Linked DNA regions of Mus musculus: region 2 is linked to region 1. Evidence: chromatin loops called from intact Hi-C (ENCODE). Cell type or tissue: gastrocnemius. All regions are shown on one strand.

Region 1 (8,000 bases):
AGGATGCCAACTAGAACAAGAATGGAGTCCCGTGCTTCAGTCACCACCCCTGTCATCCAGGCTGAGGACTGCATGGCCGCCATAGTGCCTCAACTGGAACAGCTCCTAAATTGTCCTAAACTAATCTTAAAACTCTGCATCCACTCCAGCAAGCCTCTCTCTGCACTTCCTTCAGGCTGATGACCCCAGTTTTGCTCTGCTGGGCTGATGGACTGTGACACAAGGTAAGACCATTCAGACTGAGTCTAGGTGGAAACAAGGCTGTGTCTCTTTGCAAAGCCAGGAACTCCTTCACACCCGCCCACAAAGACTTCACACCATCTAGCACAAGAAAAAAAAAACCCACCCCTTAGACCTCCTTAAGACTGCTCCACTCTTTGGGCTGCTAATTTGTCTCCTTTTTTGTTTCTTCCCTTTGGTTTCAGAAAAGGTTCTCAAGATGCCAATCATTGTACCCATCACTTTGATGCTGTCATCCGTTTGACCCTTCCAGGCTCTGTATGAATCTCCTTGACACTCTGTTTCTGCCTCTTCAAGGTTACAATCTAGTAGGCAAAATTATGCACCCATAATTATAACAAAAGAATTGTGGCAAAGCTAGAAGCAGTCTAATGAGACACACACACACACACACACACACACACACACACACACACAGTCTCCTGGTAGCAGAGAGCATAGGCAGAGTCCTAGGGAAGTCTCACAGACTTTGAATTCTGCTCTAACAGTGAGTTCACGCAATAGACAGGAAGGAAGGAAAGAACTGAGGCTCCAAGGCAACAAAGCTCGGCTGTGTGTGTGTGTGTGTGTGTGTGTGTGTCTGTGTGTGTGTCTGTGTGTGTGTCTGTGTGTCTCTGTGTGTGCCTGTGTGTGTCTCTGTGTGTGTCTGTGTGTCTGTGTGGCAGAGATGGAGGGTTAAGGGATGGTGTTCAGACTAAGCAATTCAATGTGGGAAGAAGGAACATAGGGCTGGAAATAAGCCTAGAAAATTGGGGGGAAATGAACTAGGTCCCCCAAGCCTGAGGAACTGAGCTTAACCCTCAAGCCCCAGGTGGTAGAAGACGGACTCCAAGTTGTCTGATCCTCATAGGCAAGGCTGGCATTCACAGGGGTCACCCCCTCCCTCTCTTCCTTTCTCCCTCTCTACCTCTCCCTACCCCAAAAATGTAAAACTAAAAGGCTGTCTTAATGGAGCTGGAGAGATGGCTCAGTGGTTAAAAGCATTCCAGAAGACCTAGGTTCAATTCCCAGCACCGACATGAGCAGCTTACAAAATGCCTGCAATTCCAGTTTCTGACAGCAAGGCCCTCTTCTGGCCTCCGAAGGCACCAGGCACACTTGAAGTACACAGATAAACATGCAGACAGCACATACATAACCATAAACAGTTTAAAATTAATTAAAAAGAAAAAGTGGTTAAAAAACAAAACTAGAATTTACAGAGCAAATACTACATGGCAGGCACCACATTAAGCAGTAACGGCTTATTTATCTCATTCCAGCCCGTCAGCCTTGCACAATGGGCATGTTTGCCTGTTTATTTATAGAAGAAAGCAATCAAGATCTTTGGGAGCAATCAAAAGATTTGGACTAAAGGATCTTTGCACATGAATTTTATAGGAATAATTCTCAAACCTGTAGTTATGAATATGGGGTAAAAACAGTATCTTCTCCCCACCCATATGGAGCTGAGAGATCACTACAGTACGCCTTACTCAGCACTGATACAGACTGAGAATTCAGCCACAAGAAGGAAGGCTGGGGATGATGACACAGGGCAGCTTCAGGTACAAGGCTTGATGCATCCTATGTTATGAAATCAATTTCATGGAATAACATCCAATAGTTAATACCGTTACCATTCAGTGAGTTTCAAAATACAACACATAAAAAAAAATCTATTACGAAGAAAGCACAAGAGGAACACTCCTCCATTGCAAGCTGGTACAACCACTCTGGAAATCAGTCTTGCGGTTCCTCAGAAAACTGGAAATAGTACTAACTGAGGACCCAGCTATTCCACTCCTGGGCATTTACCCAGAAGATGCTCCAGCACATAACAAGGACACATGTTCCTCTATATTCATAGCAGCCTTATTTATAGTAGCCAGAAGCTGGAAACACCCAGATGTCCCTCAGCAAAGGAATGGATACAGAAAATGTGATACATTTACATAATGGAGTACTACTCAGCTATTAAAAACAATGACTTCGTGAAATTCACTGGCAAATGGATGGAACTAGAAAATACCATCCTGAGTGAGGTAAAATCATCCCACTCACAAAAGAACACACACAGTATGCACTCACTGATAAGTGGATATTAGGCAAAAAGCTCAGAATACCCACAATACAATTCACAGACCACATGAAGCTCAAAAAGAAGGAAGAGCAAAGTGTGGGTGCTTCAATCCTACTTAGAAGGGGGAGCAAAATACTCTCAGGAGGTAGAGGGTGGGCAAGAGGAACTTGAGAGAAAGAGAGGAGGGGGAGGGGGAGAAGGGGGCAGGATCAGGTATGGGAGAAGACAGGGGAGAAGTACAGAGGACCAGGAAATTGAAGAGAGGTGTTCAATGGGGCATGGGAAACTGGGGTAGCCACCGGAAAGTCCCAAAAGCCAGAAAAGCAAGAGACTCCCAGGACCCAGTGGGGGTGACATTAGCTGAAATACCCAACAAAGGGGAGAGAGAACCTGTTGAAATCATATCCAGAGGTTAAGCACAGCCCCCAATTGAGAGATGGGGGTCACCCACCCATCTCCAAAATTTTAACTCAGAATTGCTCCTGTCTAAAGGAAATACAGGGACAAAGAGTAGAGCAGAGATTGAAGGAAATGCCATCCAGAGACTGCCCTACCTGGAGATCCATCCCATGTACAGCCACCAAAATCCAGACACTATTGCTGATGCCAAGAAGTGCTTGCTGACAGGAGCATGATATAGCTGAGCCTGAGAGGCTCTGCCAGAGCCTAACCAATAGGGATGCGGATGCTTGCAGCCAACCATCAGAGTAAGCACAGGGTCCCCAATGAAGGAGTTAGGGGGAGAACTGTAGGAGCTGAAGGGGATTGCAACCCTATAGGAAGAACAACAATATCAACCAACCAGACTCCCCCTCCCCAACCCCCATAGCTCCCAGGGACTAAACCATCAACCAAAGAGTACACATGGAGGGACCCATGGCTCCAGCTGCTTATGTAGCAGAGGATGTCCTCATCTAGCATCAGTGGGAGGGGGAGGCCCTTGGTCCTGTGAAGGCTTGATGCCTTAGTGTAGGGGAATGCTAGGGCAGTGAGGAGGGAGTAGGTGGGTGGGTAGGGGAACACCCTCATAGAAGCAGCGGGAGGGGATGGGGGGGTTGCAGAGGGGAAACAGGGAAAGAGGTAAGATTTGAAATGTAAATAAATAAAATATCCAATTAAAAATACATTAAAATAAAATAAAGAAACAAGAATGCTTGTAGTGAGCAGTTAGTTATCTCTGGCAGGGCAGCATTAGGGAGGCAGAGGCAGTTGGATCTTTGAGTTTGAGTCCAGCCTGATCTGCAGTTTAAGTTCTAGGATAGCCAAGGCTGTTACATAGAGAAGTCCTGTCAAAAAGAGGGGGGGGGGGAGAGAGAAAGGAAGAAAGATTTCCTATGTATATACTGTAAATCCACTTGATTATACGTGCAGCGGGGCCCACTCTCTCTACCTCCTTCAAAGTCTGCCACCCCCACAGTCTTTCTCCCTGACTCTGAGACTTCTCTACTCTCCTGTCCCCTAGACCCTGACTAGAAATTCTAAGTAATCACTTTCGCTTTCCTCCCCTCCCCTCTCCCAACCCTCATTTTAAGATAAAGTCTCACACTGTAGCCCAGACTGGCCTAGAATTTGCACCAGTCCTCCTATCTCCAGCCTCAGAGTGTTGGGACACACCAAGCTTGATTTATTACAGAATTTCTTTAATGAGTGAAAAAAATTATATTATATATAGTTACTGTTTATAAGGGGGCAGAGGTGGCTTTAAACGTATGTCGTGTTTATGATAGAAAATATAAGAGAAAAATCAGCAAATAGCTCTACCCAACCCCATTTCACAGTAAGACATTTAGAGACAGATTTCTCTCTTGCGAGGGCTTGTCATATTATAGTTCAGACCTGCTTTATTCTCACAGAGCCTGACTCCTAGCAACCTCAACAAAGAAATCTTACTAGCTTCACTTTGCCTAGACCAAGTCCCCAAAAGGAAGTGGCCATAGTCCTATTCGAGGACAAGTGTGAGACACAGTGAAGCCATATTTTGTCATAAATGAACAGGTAAGAGGATAAAGTGAGCAGAATGAAGAATTTGCCTCAGAAGAAAATGTCTCTAGTTTGGGAAGAAACTGATGCTTGATGGGTCAGTTAAAGGCCGAGAGCAGAGTGACAAGTGATAAAATTTCTTTGTCTATTCTAGAATGGTCATTGGGTGATGGCTCTTCGTTCACAATCTGTTTGCTGGTCTCAGCTCTACTCTCCCATCCATGGGAACAGCCAGCTAGTTTTCCCGGGCCTCCCAGACTGTGATGTCACCAAGTGACCACCAGGGGGCAAACAGAGCCTGCACTGCCTCTTCCAAACAGTTCCTGGGAAGCCAAAGTCACTCAGAGCTCTGCTGGCATTTGAAATCATCAGAGGTTTCTAACCAAACCCCTTTGTTAAAAAGAAGAAAGCTAAGGTTTAAGGAGGGGAAGGACTCGGTCAAAGCTCTTTAGTGAATCATGTGAACTAGAAACCAATGCTTCTGACAACTCCAGCTCTACCATGTTCTTTCTGTCTCACTGCACTTCTGTTGACACAGGGTCTCACCACACAGCCCTTGCCAGCTTGGAACTCACTATGTAGACCAACTGGTGTCTAACTCACAGTGCCATCATTCCTAGCTAACACTTCTTTCATGTTTTCTACGTAACATGACTGATTTCCAGACTACGTTATAAGAGCAGGAGGCTGGGGAGCGTGTTTTGACCAACAGTATCTCCAGCACTTTCACTGCTGTCTTGCAGACTGCCTGTGCTGTATGCAATTTGAAGGATTCCTTAACAGTGGTGCAGATAAAACCATGTGGAGGTGCAAAGAAGGAAGCCACTACTAGGTGGGCACAGAACTGGATCCAAAGGAAGGATCTGAACTCAACCAAGAAAAAGGGAATTCCAAATGGAAGGGACAGGAGAGGAAGCCAGCACTTAGAGGCACAAAACTCCCTGCACAGGATGGAAAAGACAGATTCTGAGGAGCTGCCACATGTGTATCAGATTAGGGGGGAGAAGTAGAGAAGTTTGGGGTCAGCCGGTGACACGGCCATGTAATCTCAGGACTCAGGAGGTAGAGGAAGGAGGACTGCAAATTCAAGGACAGCCTAGGCACAGAACAAAGTCAATGCCAAGGAGATCCTGAAGGAAGGAAGAGGAGGAGAGGATGGGGGAAGACAGGATGAAAGGAAAAGGAAGGGAAGAGGGGATAGAGGGAAGGAGAAAAGGGGAGAAAGGAGGGAGGGAGCAAGGGTGGGTGGGAAGGGAGGAGGGAGGGAGGAAGGGAGAGGAAGGGAGGGGAGCAGGGGTGGGTGGGAGGTGAGGAGGGTTGGAAGCAGAGGAGAGAGGGGGAGGAGGGAGGGAGAACTCTTCCATCAGCTGTAGAGTTGCTGCTGTTCACGAATTCACTCAAGGAGCCACTGGACATGTTAGCAGAAGCAGGGGTGAGGGTGGGGTTGGAGAGATAGCTCAGTGGTTAAGAGCACTTGTTGCTCTTCCAGAAGACCGGGGTTCGATTTCTGGCACCTACATCAGGCAGCTTACAGCCACCTCAACTCTAGCTTCAGAGATCTAATCCCCTCTTCTGGTCTCTGAGGTCACTGCACACACAAACAGGACACAATTATGTTGGCACACACACATGCACAGAAGTAAAACTAAAACTGAAACTAGCTGGACATGATGGCATGCTCCTTCAATGGGTGCATTCAGGAGGTGGAACCAGGCAGCTCCCTGTGAGTTAGAGGTCAGCCTGGTCTACCTAGCCAGCCCCGGGACAACCAAGGCTACATGAAGACTCTGTCTCAAATAAAAGAAGCAGTGGCAGAGGTACTGGTGACAGTATTATACAATCAGATGTCTAGAATTTGGAGCCTTGAGTCTAAGCTTCCGGGTCCGTGTGAGTCAGATGCTGCCGGTGCGCATGCGTGCTAGCCTCCACAATTCCTCCTGTAACTCACTTTTCTCGGCACAGCGCCTCCTCGTGCATGAGGACTATTTGAAGATTCCTGAACTCACTGGGCTGTTCTCTAAGCACGGCTTGGTAAGTAGCAACCCCACTGAGTTCAAGCAACACAGTTCGAGAAGGGCCTGGACTGCCTGCACGCAGGGAATACTTAGTTTTTATGACCGGAAGCAGTGGTGTGTGCAGGTGAGCAGACCAAGCCAATTTTCTACACTAAACTACAAAAAAGGTTGTCCTAGGGATGAGGTGCAGTGAGCCCACCCATCAAGCCGAGGGAAACCTGGCTGTTATGGCGGCTGTTACAAAGTCTGGGAGAAGATATGAGAGAGGCAGCTGGATGAATGCTTTATCTTTTTTTTTAATCCACTCTTTAAGACTTTCATATGTGTATACAATTCATTTTGATCCTATCAAACCCCCCACTCTTCCTCCAACTTTTCCCAGACTCCCTTAGCCCCACCCCCATACCAACTTCATGTCTTCCTTCGTTAGCCTAACACAGCGGTTCTTAACCTGTAACAGATATCCTACATATCAGATATTTACATTATGATTCATAACAAAGGGTCGCAGCACCAGGAAGGTTGGGAACCTGGCTTACAAGTCTAGTCAGTGCGTGCACACAGAAGAACATGGAAGAATGTGCAGCCATTGGTGAGAGCATTGATGAAAGGGGCCTAGGATCCATCCTTTGTTTTATTAAGAAAACAATAAAACCCCAAGGTTATGCCGTCCCATCCACACACACCCCTAAGGTCCAGCTCATCCTGGAGTGTTCAAGATCATGGAAGTATTGGTGTAGGCGTTTTCTTACTTTATTGGGTTCTTCTGTCTCCACCTCCTTTCTAACCCTTATTCCACCCTAATCCCTTCCAACCCCCAACACTAGATAGGAGAAAAGAAGGTTAGAGGGGAAAATGGGTGTGGCCCTCTATAGGCGACTTCCTGCTGATTCAAGTCATCAGATTCCTTGGGGCAAGTCCAGTCTTTGTTATCAGGATGTCCAGCAACAGCCAACACACAGACCATCTCAGGACTCCACCTCCCCCCCCCCCCCCCCCGAGCACAAGACAATCTAAGTTAACAGCTGTGGACAAACTGGAGCAGCCCCATATCCCACACCTGGGATTAGAACGAAGACATTCACATAACTGGGTTTTTTAAAGAAACCACAATTCCCACTACATGATAGAGACAGATCATGTGTAAGACTTAGGTCAACTACTACTATGATTTTGTTAAATGGACTTAGCATCAAACTGCCCTTTAAAATCCTAGCTCTCTATCTATAGACTAGCAAGACTCTCAGACCGCATCGGAGAAGTTTCTTTTGTGTGGTGGATGGTGCTGAACACAGAAACTCACAACTGGTTACAATACAGAGAAGTAGTTGCGGAGTGTTCAGCTATAAACGGGACATCTGTATCCTTCCCTCTCCCCAATGCTCAGGGGCCACCACGGAATGGGGGTGGGGTGGAAAGATTGCAGGAGCCTGAGGTCAGGGAGGACCAGAGTGAAACAGTGTTTTCTGAACACAAGACCAGGGCACTCATGAACTCAGCTGCTGTGGCTGCCCGCACAACGTCCGCACAGCCAAGAGTCAGAGTGCGAAAGGGTTGGTGAGCCCAACGGAGGAGCTGAGAGCCCTTGATGGCATCTGGAGGGGGAAGGCAGTTTTTTAAAGGATGTAGCTTCCAGAAGGGGGACTGTGCTGCAGTGGATGTCCTATACTCAAATAAGGGACAGCGAAAGTTAGAATAGATGA
Region 2 (8,000 bases), 120 kb after region 1:
TATGGTCCTACTTGCCCTCCATTTCAGTCTCATTTTCTGGAAATATTTATCTACACTGACCGTCTCACTTCTTCCTGTCTCACTCAGCTGGATCAGTCTGACCCGTACACTGAAGCTCTCGAAGAAGGTCATCACCATATTCAATGGCTAGCTTCCATCTCTATCTGACCTGCTTCTCTTAAAACATCCATTAGTACTCCTTTCTTGAAATTTTGCCCTCAGCTTATGGAACCCCATATATTTTCATAATTTTCCACTTCACTGGATGCTTCCTCTTAGACCTCTTTTTCGGTCCATTCACTAAAATAAGAGCAACCACAAAGAGTACTTACTATGTGTGGAACACAGCTGTAAGAGTGCTATGTCTCTTAGTTTACTCAATCCTCGATTACATGTAAGACTGCCTCTACTTTACCATACATAAGGAAGTTGAATCACCAAGAGGCTAAATATTTTATCCAAAGTCAGATGGCTGGTAAAAATCGTAACCTTCAGTTTTACTTTCTGTTCTTCCTTCACTCCACTCTCTCTCCTCACAGATCTATCTGCTGCCCTGGCCCAGCAGCTTACCTGAACCCCAACTCCTCTGTTCACCTTGAGAATTAACCACTGCAATAAATACCCTTACTTGAGATTTTCCGCAAATCTAAATATCCAAACCCCAGCCGCTTTTCTCAGGATCAAGCCTGAGCTCCTGAGAGTCTGACTCCGTCTTCTCGTTACTTCCCACCTGTCTGTCAGCCTATGCGTTAGCCACAGGCAATGACTACGCAATGTCCTGTTTCTCTCTCGGCTCTCTTTACTCTGACACTACCATCTGACAATTTCTACTGGACCTCTGAGTCTCAACCTAGATGCCTTAGCCTTTTGGAAAAGCCACCTCTGCTCCCCTCACTCCACCCATCCAGAACCTGGTAATAAGTGTCAGTCTCCAGAACTGTCTCATGCCGTTCCTCTTGATAGCACTGAACTGAACTGCCATCTCTAGTGGGCCACCAACCTCAGGAACAGGTAGTACTCGGCCTCAAAAGTATGTAACAACTCAATGGTACACATCAGACATACACCAAACAAATTCAAATTATCTTTTAATTAATTAATTTGATATTATATGTTAAGAGTGTTTGGCCAGCATGTATGCCTGTACCCCATATGCACACCCAAGGAGGCCAGAAGGTATTAGATCCCCTGGAACTGGGGCTATAGATGGTTGTAAGCCACCATGTAGGGGACTAGGAATTGAACCTGGGTCCCCTGCACAATCAATGAGAATACTAAAATACTGAGTCACCTTTCCAGCCCATAAATTTAAATTATAATTAAATCAAAGTGGTAGATACCCAAGAATATTTTTAAAGAACTGACTTGAACCCTCAGTACAATCTCACAAAGTAGGAATTATCACAACTGATTTAAAGATGAAGAAACCAAAGCTAGAAAGTACTAAGTAATTTGTCCAGAGCCACTGGGCTATTAAGTAGCAAAACAAGACTAAAACCCATGATTATCAGTGTCTAAAACCCACACATATCATAGCCTGTCACTGTCCAATGCCCTGAAGAACACAAAAGATTTACAAGATCTGATCTTGGCTATGAGCTTTGGGGACAAGTTACTTTTGGCTGGAAGGAATGGGACGTCAAACTTAAGAACAATTTTTTGAAGGGCAACATTTAATCTAGCTCTTAAAGAATGGGTAAGAGTTAGACAAGCAGAGACTAGAGCAAAGGGATAGAGGGGACACAACAAACATCTCTGGTGGTGATGACAGGATAAATATATGAGAAATAGATTTATGGGGAGTCCAGTGGGGTTTCAATATGGGTTGTGGCTGCTATTTTTCACCTTATGATGTACTAATAAAACTAGGCATGTGTCTTACTGCAAGATAAATGGGGTTTTACTAGACTTGGCACTCACTCTTAAGAGGCAGCCACTGTGTAAACACCTTACAAAATCAATTCGTAAAGAAGCCCACAAGAACATTAAGGAGCTTACTTGCTGCAGTTCTGCAAATTGCTTTTAAGGATGTCATAGTCGGTATTGAACAGAGGCCCACTGTCCTTTAGCATAGCTTTCTGGATGCTGTACACATGGATGCTGGCAGTCACAGCTAACTTGGACTTCACTGCTACAAGTCAACAGGAAAAGCAGTCTGTTAATACACAACTTCATAGCTTGTGGGGACTTTAACAAGAAACTCTTCTGCACCAAAATCATTTGCTATCTATGGTGGTCCAAAACCTCTAACAGGCCAAACAGCTACATAGAAAGTAGAAGAACATGAAGCTCTGTCTGCAATGGGACATGTTGGTACTGAGTCGCTTCCCAGTCCAGCACCTGTGAGGGTGTGTCTCACCCAGGGACAGTCAGCAAACAGTGACTGATGACTAATGATGATTGTGAAGCTTTGTGTTCAGTCAGTTAAGTACTCTCTACCTGAGAAGACTTATCGCCACCAAGACTTACTTGTATGTTTCAATTTCAGCTTACAAAAAGCAGCTACATAATAGTATTACTAATGAACTGAGTCTACAGAACAAAATTAAAAGACCATTATCATAGGAGTAAACTATGGATTCTACAAGGAAAGAACTGTGCCTAACCTGTTCACTGTCCCCACAGCCTAGCACAGAGTTGGGAACATATTAACCACCACATATTATGCAGTTTCTTAACATTTCCTTTTTAACCAGAGATTTTTATGTGCATATATATATGTACACATATATACATACATATATATATATATATATATATATACACACACACACACATTTTCATATATATGTAAATATACAATTTAAATATTTATTGATAGTAATAAAGAATTTTATTTTAAAACAACCCTTTTGGCATATACAAAATAATAATTTTATTATCAAAGATGAAAACAAATTTAACATACTACTGAAACAAATGTGTGTGTTTATTTTTCTACAAAGCAAAGAATTGAAATCTTGGCTGAATATTTGATCCTGCAGAATGCAGCACATATCAATGTTGTTTGAGTTGATCAATATTTTGCTTTTATAACCATCAGTGCTAACAACACTACCACTTTGCAGAAATACAAAGTACAAAATAGAGGAGGTAAATTTAGGCCATTTCAGATTTGTTAGAAACCCTGTTGTAATTCAAGCTGAAATTTACTAAATATTTAAAAAAATAAAAAATAAAACAAGGAACAACTCAGATAGCATGTTTTAGAATCTAATATCCTAACATAAATACAATCCCAAACACACTAATTTGATGTTTACACACTAAGGAACGATGGTAGGAAAATACTAATTCTTTGTTTTTCATAATTAAAGTATCATGTTTCTGTAAGAGCACAGAAGTTTGCATATACAGTGAATAGACTACAGCTGAGAACATCCACCACGGCATGAGCCGTCCCGGTGGGTCAGGCTATCCTCACTGGTATTGCATGGCAGGCAAAGAGCACTGACCATGTGCTCAGAACTAGGCTGCAGTGAGGCTACATCATGTAACATGCCTGAGCACTGCCATGAAACCCACGTTCTGTGGGCTCATCATCCCACATACACTGCTACATTCACTGTCTACCACACTGGGTAGCTAGCTTAGTCTTGGTTGTTATGAGTTCAGTTTGATAATCTTTTTTGCAGGGTCTAGATTCGGTTTTTCATCCCCACATAGTATCACAATCCACAGCTTAAGGAGCCATGTCATCTGGAACTCATGACAATATTTTTATGTATGTCATGAGTCTTGAAATCCTGTCAAAGATTTACTTTATATATGTCAGCCTTAAAAATGTGAAGTTAGGCAAATATAAGAAGACTAACGATTCAAAAACCATTAGTAAAAGGAATATAAGATTGTCTGGTTAAATAGCCAAATACACTTTATACAGACTGTACCCAACCAATGCCGTAAGAGGCAAAGCGAAAAGTTTATTCAGCTGCTCAAATTCTTACCTTCCAGTTTATCTTCTCTCACTACTGCAACCTTGTGGCACTGTAAGGAACAACAATTCATCAGTAGTGAAGTTAAAGAACTCAGAATTTCAGCTTCTTTGACTCAGCTATGAAATTAGAAAAGCACTGGGTACCTGAAAATACACTACAGTATAGGGCAGTCTGACTAATTTTTAAATGGTATATTTTACATCATCTTGAAAAGAGATTAAGGAAAATGAGAGGCCAGCCTCAGTACTTTTATGAAACAAAATTATCTCAAACAGTTTAAGAGCAATTTTTAGTAAATGATTGAATGATAACTGGTATATAATCTATGGAACTAAATAAAAGTTAGATCTGGCTATTCTGCTATACTCATAGACTGTCATCAAAGAGGCTTCATCCAGCAACTGATGGAACCAGATGCAGAGACCCAAGTATTATACAGAGTTCAGGGAGTCCTGAACAAGAGGAGGAAAAAGGATTGTAGGAGCCAGAGGAGTCAAGGACACTACAAGAAAACCTGGAGAATCAACTAACCTGCTCTCAACCTGGACTCATAGGAGCTCACAGAGACTGACCTTGACAATCAGGGAGCCTTCATGGGACTGCATGTGTGTGTGTGTGTGCGTGTGCGTGTGCGTGTGTGTTATACTTGTATAGTTTGGTGTTTATGGGACACCTAGCAGAGGGAGCACAGGCTGTTTCTGGAGCTTTTGCCTGCTTTTAGGATCCTTGTCCTACAGGACTGCCTCATCCAGCCTTTATTATTGCAACTATTGTCCAACCTAATCTTATTGCAACTTGATATGCCATGTTTGGTTGATATCCCTGGGAGGCCTGCCCTTTCCTGAAGGAAAGAGAACTGAGTTTAAATAGATCTTAAATTGGTAAATTGCCACAATGAGTGGTTTAAGCAGACTATATGCTACAGGAAAAAAAAAAAAAAACTTGCAAAGTAAAAAATTCCTGAAAAAAAATTTCAGTAATTGTTAGTAAAAATATTCATTTTTTCCTCTAAATCTTATATTTGGCTACAGCAATAAGTATTTATGTCAATGTTAAGAACACACCAAAATCCTTAATATAAAAGAGCAATTTAAAAATCAAGCAAGCTTTTTTTGGTTGGTTGGTTGGTTTTTAGGAGACAGAAATTCACATTGCTCAGGCTGGCCTCAAACTCAAAAACTCCTGCTTCAGGTTCTCAAGTGCTGCCAATTACAGTGTGAGCCACCATGTTTGGCAACAATGTAATTTGTACTTGTTTTGGTGTTTCAGTCCTGATGGTCAAACCCAGAACCTTGTCCATGCTAGGCAACTGCTCTACCACTGAGCTATCTCCAATATATCAAAAAATGCTTTTTAGAAATGTAGTCATAAACTTGAATTACAAGAATTCATGGATTCTTTTTGTTGGTTCCTTTTCTAGTTAAAAAATGAAGTAAGGCAACAGCTCAGTTGCTAAAATAATTGCCATGCAAGCATGAGGCTCTAAGCTCGATTCCCAGTGTCCATGTAAAAAGATGGGCATGGCAGGACCAATTATAATTTGAATGCTGAGGAGACAGACAGGAGGATCCCGGAGACCACTGGCCAGCCAGCTTAAGCCAAATCAGCAAGCTTCAGGTTCCAGGCTTGTCTCAAAAAACAGAGGAGACAACTCTTGAGGAGTAATGCCCAAGATCATCCTCTGACTTTACCAAGTGCTTGTATACCCTTAGATATATGCATACATGCATGTGTGCGAACACACACACACCTGTACCTGCACACACTTACATGATCACAGATACAAACCAGACATTCCCAAAAATGTCACATCACATTCTACTCAAAAATGCCAAGCTTATGAAAAAAAAAAAAAAAAAAGGCACTAGGAACTAATCATTAAAACACTGCAGATCCATAGTTTAGCCTTAGAAGCAGTAATTAACTGATGCCTAAGGAACTAGTCTAGACTACCAAGCAGTTCAGTGTGGCTAAGTGTTCCTCTGCTTGGGGCTACTGAAAAAGCACAGGCCTCAACAGTGGCCATGCCACCTTACTGTACAACAGCAGTGCAGATCAGCACAGAGCTGGCTACTGCAGCGGACACCTGTCACGGTGAAGGGCCCAGTCAGCACAGCATCACAAACCCTGCTTCATGTCAGAATTTTATTGTACATTTTTGAGATCAATCTTGCCCAGACTCGCCTGCATCAACCTCCCAAGTGCTAGAGTTCTAAACATGTACAACCACACTAGGCTTCAATAAAAGTTCTTCACAGTGTGGTGGTTGACACCTTTAATCCAGCACTAGAGAGGCAGGGGGATTGCTGTGAATACGAGGTCAGTCTAGTCTACCAGCCAAGCTACAAAATGAAAGCTGTCCTTAAAAAAAAAAAAAAAAAATCTTCATAGATCCCAGATTAAAATTTGACTCTTCTGTTATGTCTGGCAAATGAATAATAAATTAGGTGATTTTTTAAAAATCATCAACTAAAAATCACTACATAAAACAGCTGAGAACTTGTAATTATAAGCCCTAATTAGCATAACAAAAACCCACTAACCAGTGGTTCTCAAATTGTGGACTGAAACCCCGTGGAGGGTTGCATATCAAAAATCTTGCACATCAGGAATGTATATTACAGTAGAAAATTAGTTATGAAGTAGCAATGAAGTAATTTTATGGTTGGGGTCACAGCAACGTGAGCAACTGTATTAAAGGGCTGCAGTGTTAGCAAGGTGGAGAACCACTGCTGACTAAACACCTAAGAGTCTCAACAGTACAAAAACAAGGAACGAAACACTGGCTGGAGAACGCAGGGCTCTGAATCTAAAGTTCTGCTTTTCCTCATAAAGCTCACCTAAGAGCTTTAAATCACACATGCTTGGGACTCTTGTTAAAAAACAACTGCCATTAGTATTATGGCAAATAAAGTTGAGGTTATAAACGTATGATTTTGAAGGAAAATCAAAAGGGTAGTAAAAAAGGCATCTTAGTAGACCTCCACGAGGAGCCCTGATCCTGGGACTGATGGCAATGAAACAGAGGTGTCTTCAGACAGGCTCAAGGAAAGTGAGGACGGAGAAGACCTGCACAGGAAGCCGGTGTGCAAGAACTATGAACGAGCCCTGGATTCAGTCCAAGGCAACAGAGCTTCTGGTGCTTAAGGCCTGGGAAGAGCTCAGTAATACCTGTTCCCCACCGCGAGGGAAACAATGGAAGTCAACAAAAGAGCACCAGCGCTGAGACTGGGACTGAGACTGCGTTGTGGTTGAGATGAAAAAAGCAACAGTACCCTGAGCTGGCGGGCATGCAGAGGGGCAAGAACAGAAAAGAATGCAGGAGCCTAAACACCTGTCTGTACCAGCAGCTAAGCCTCGGCCTTACAACAGGCCACTCCAAGTGACCTATCAAAACGAGTACTCAGGTTACAAATCACCTAATTTTTTTCCCTCCTTTTTTATTTAACATTGGAATCTGACTTGAAATTTGAAGATGAAAATTAAGTACCAGTGTCTACAATACGTATTCAAAAGGAAAAAGAGGTTCAAGGAAAAGCCATTCCCTAATGTCTCATTTCCTAGGTAACTAAGAGTGACAGTCTCCTCATCACAGACAAGATATTACATAACCTTTCTTGTCAGATTTAGTTTAAAATTTCAGAACACTCACTCTCTTTAAGAGGTACTTTAAAACTTCCATACCATTCACTCTTCCTTCTTCCTCCTGTTATTTCTAATAATGTTTCTATCTCATGAACATGAAGTCTTGTTACAAGAGAACTTACAGAATGTCCGTTCTGTATAAGACTGCCAGACACCAAGTAGGTAACATGCAGCTGAGCTCCCGAATTTTCTTTCCGTTTCCTTTCAACATATTCATAGAGCATCCTGTGCCAAACAAGACAGAAGTGACTCATTAGCATGCAGCTTCCTCATCGACTCCGGATTCATGACTTGGAAGTCATATATATGAAATCTGACAGTTTCTTCAACAGCACAATTTTTTACTTACTGAACAGATTTTTGAAAAAACAATGAAAAAACTTTAGATGGAGCATGGGACTGGAACCAACTTATCTG

What was found. A loop is a pair of places that touch in the nucleus more often than their neighbours do. Peaks named below come from ENCODE experiments on the same cell type or tissue, not always from the same donor. Only the 100,000 strongest peaks of a DNase experiment are listed, where the experiment ranks them.
Region 2: a loop joins it to region 1, with 4 times the contacts of the local background. A loop is called at or near these places in 12 of 42 quality-filtered maps.

What each region holds. Positions count from the first base shown.
Region 1 is chr7:99,984,371-99,992,370 of GRCm38, forward strand. No RefSeq gene overlaps it. Among named protein-coding and RNA genes, the nearest start is that of Rnf169, 7.9 kb to the left of the region's middle. In gastrocnemius, no CTCF peak of the experiment used is centred here; DNase peaks (open chromatin) are centred at 4,554 and 6,230.
Region 2 is chr7:100,104,565-100,112,564 of GRCm38, forward strand. It overlaps Pold3 (polymerase (DNA-directed), delta 3, accessory subunit), which reads right to left. Exons shown (of 12, transcript NM_133692.2): 3 at 7,706-7,808; 4 at 3,948-3,987; 5 at 1,999-2,131. Among named protein-coding and RNA genes, the nearest start is that of Pold3, 13 kb to the right of the region's middle. In gastrocnemius, a CTCF peak has its summit at 3,980; no DNase peak of the experiment used is centred here.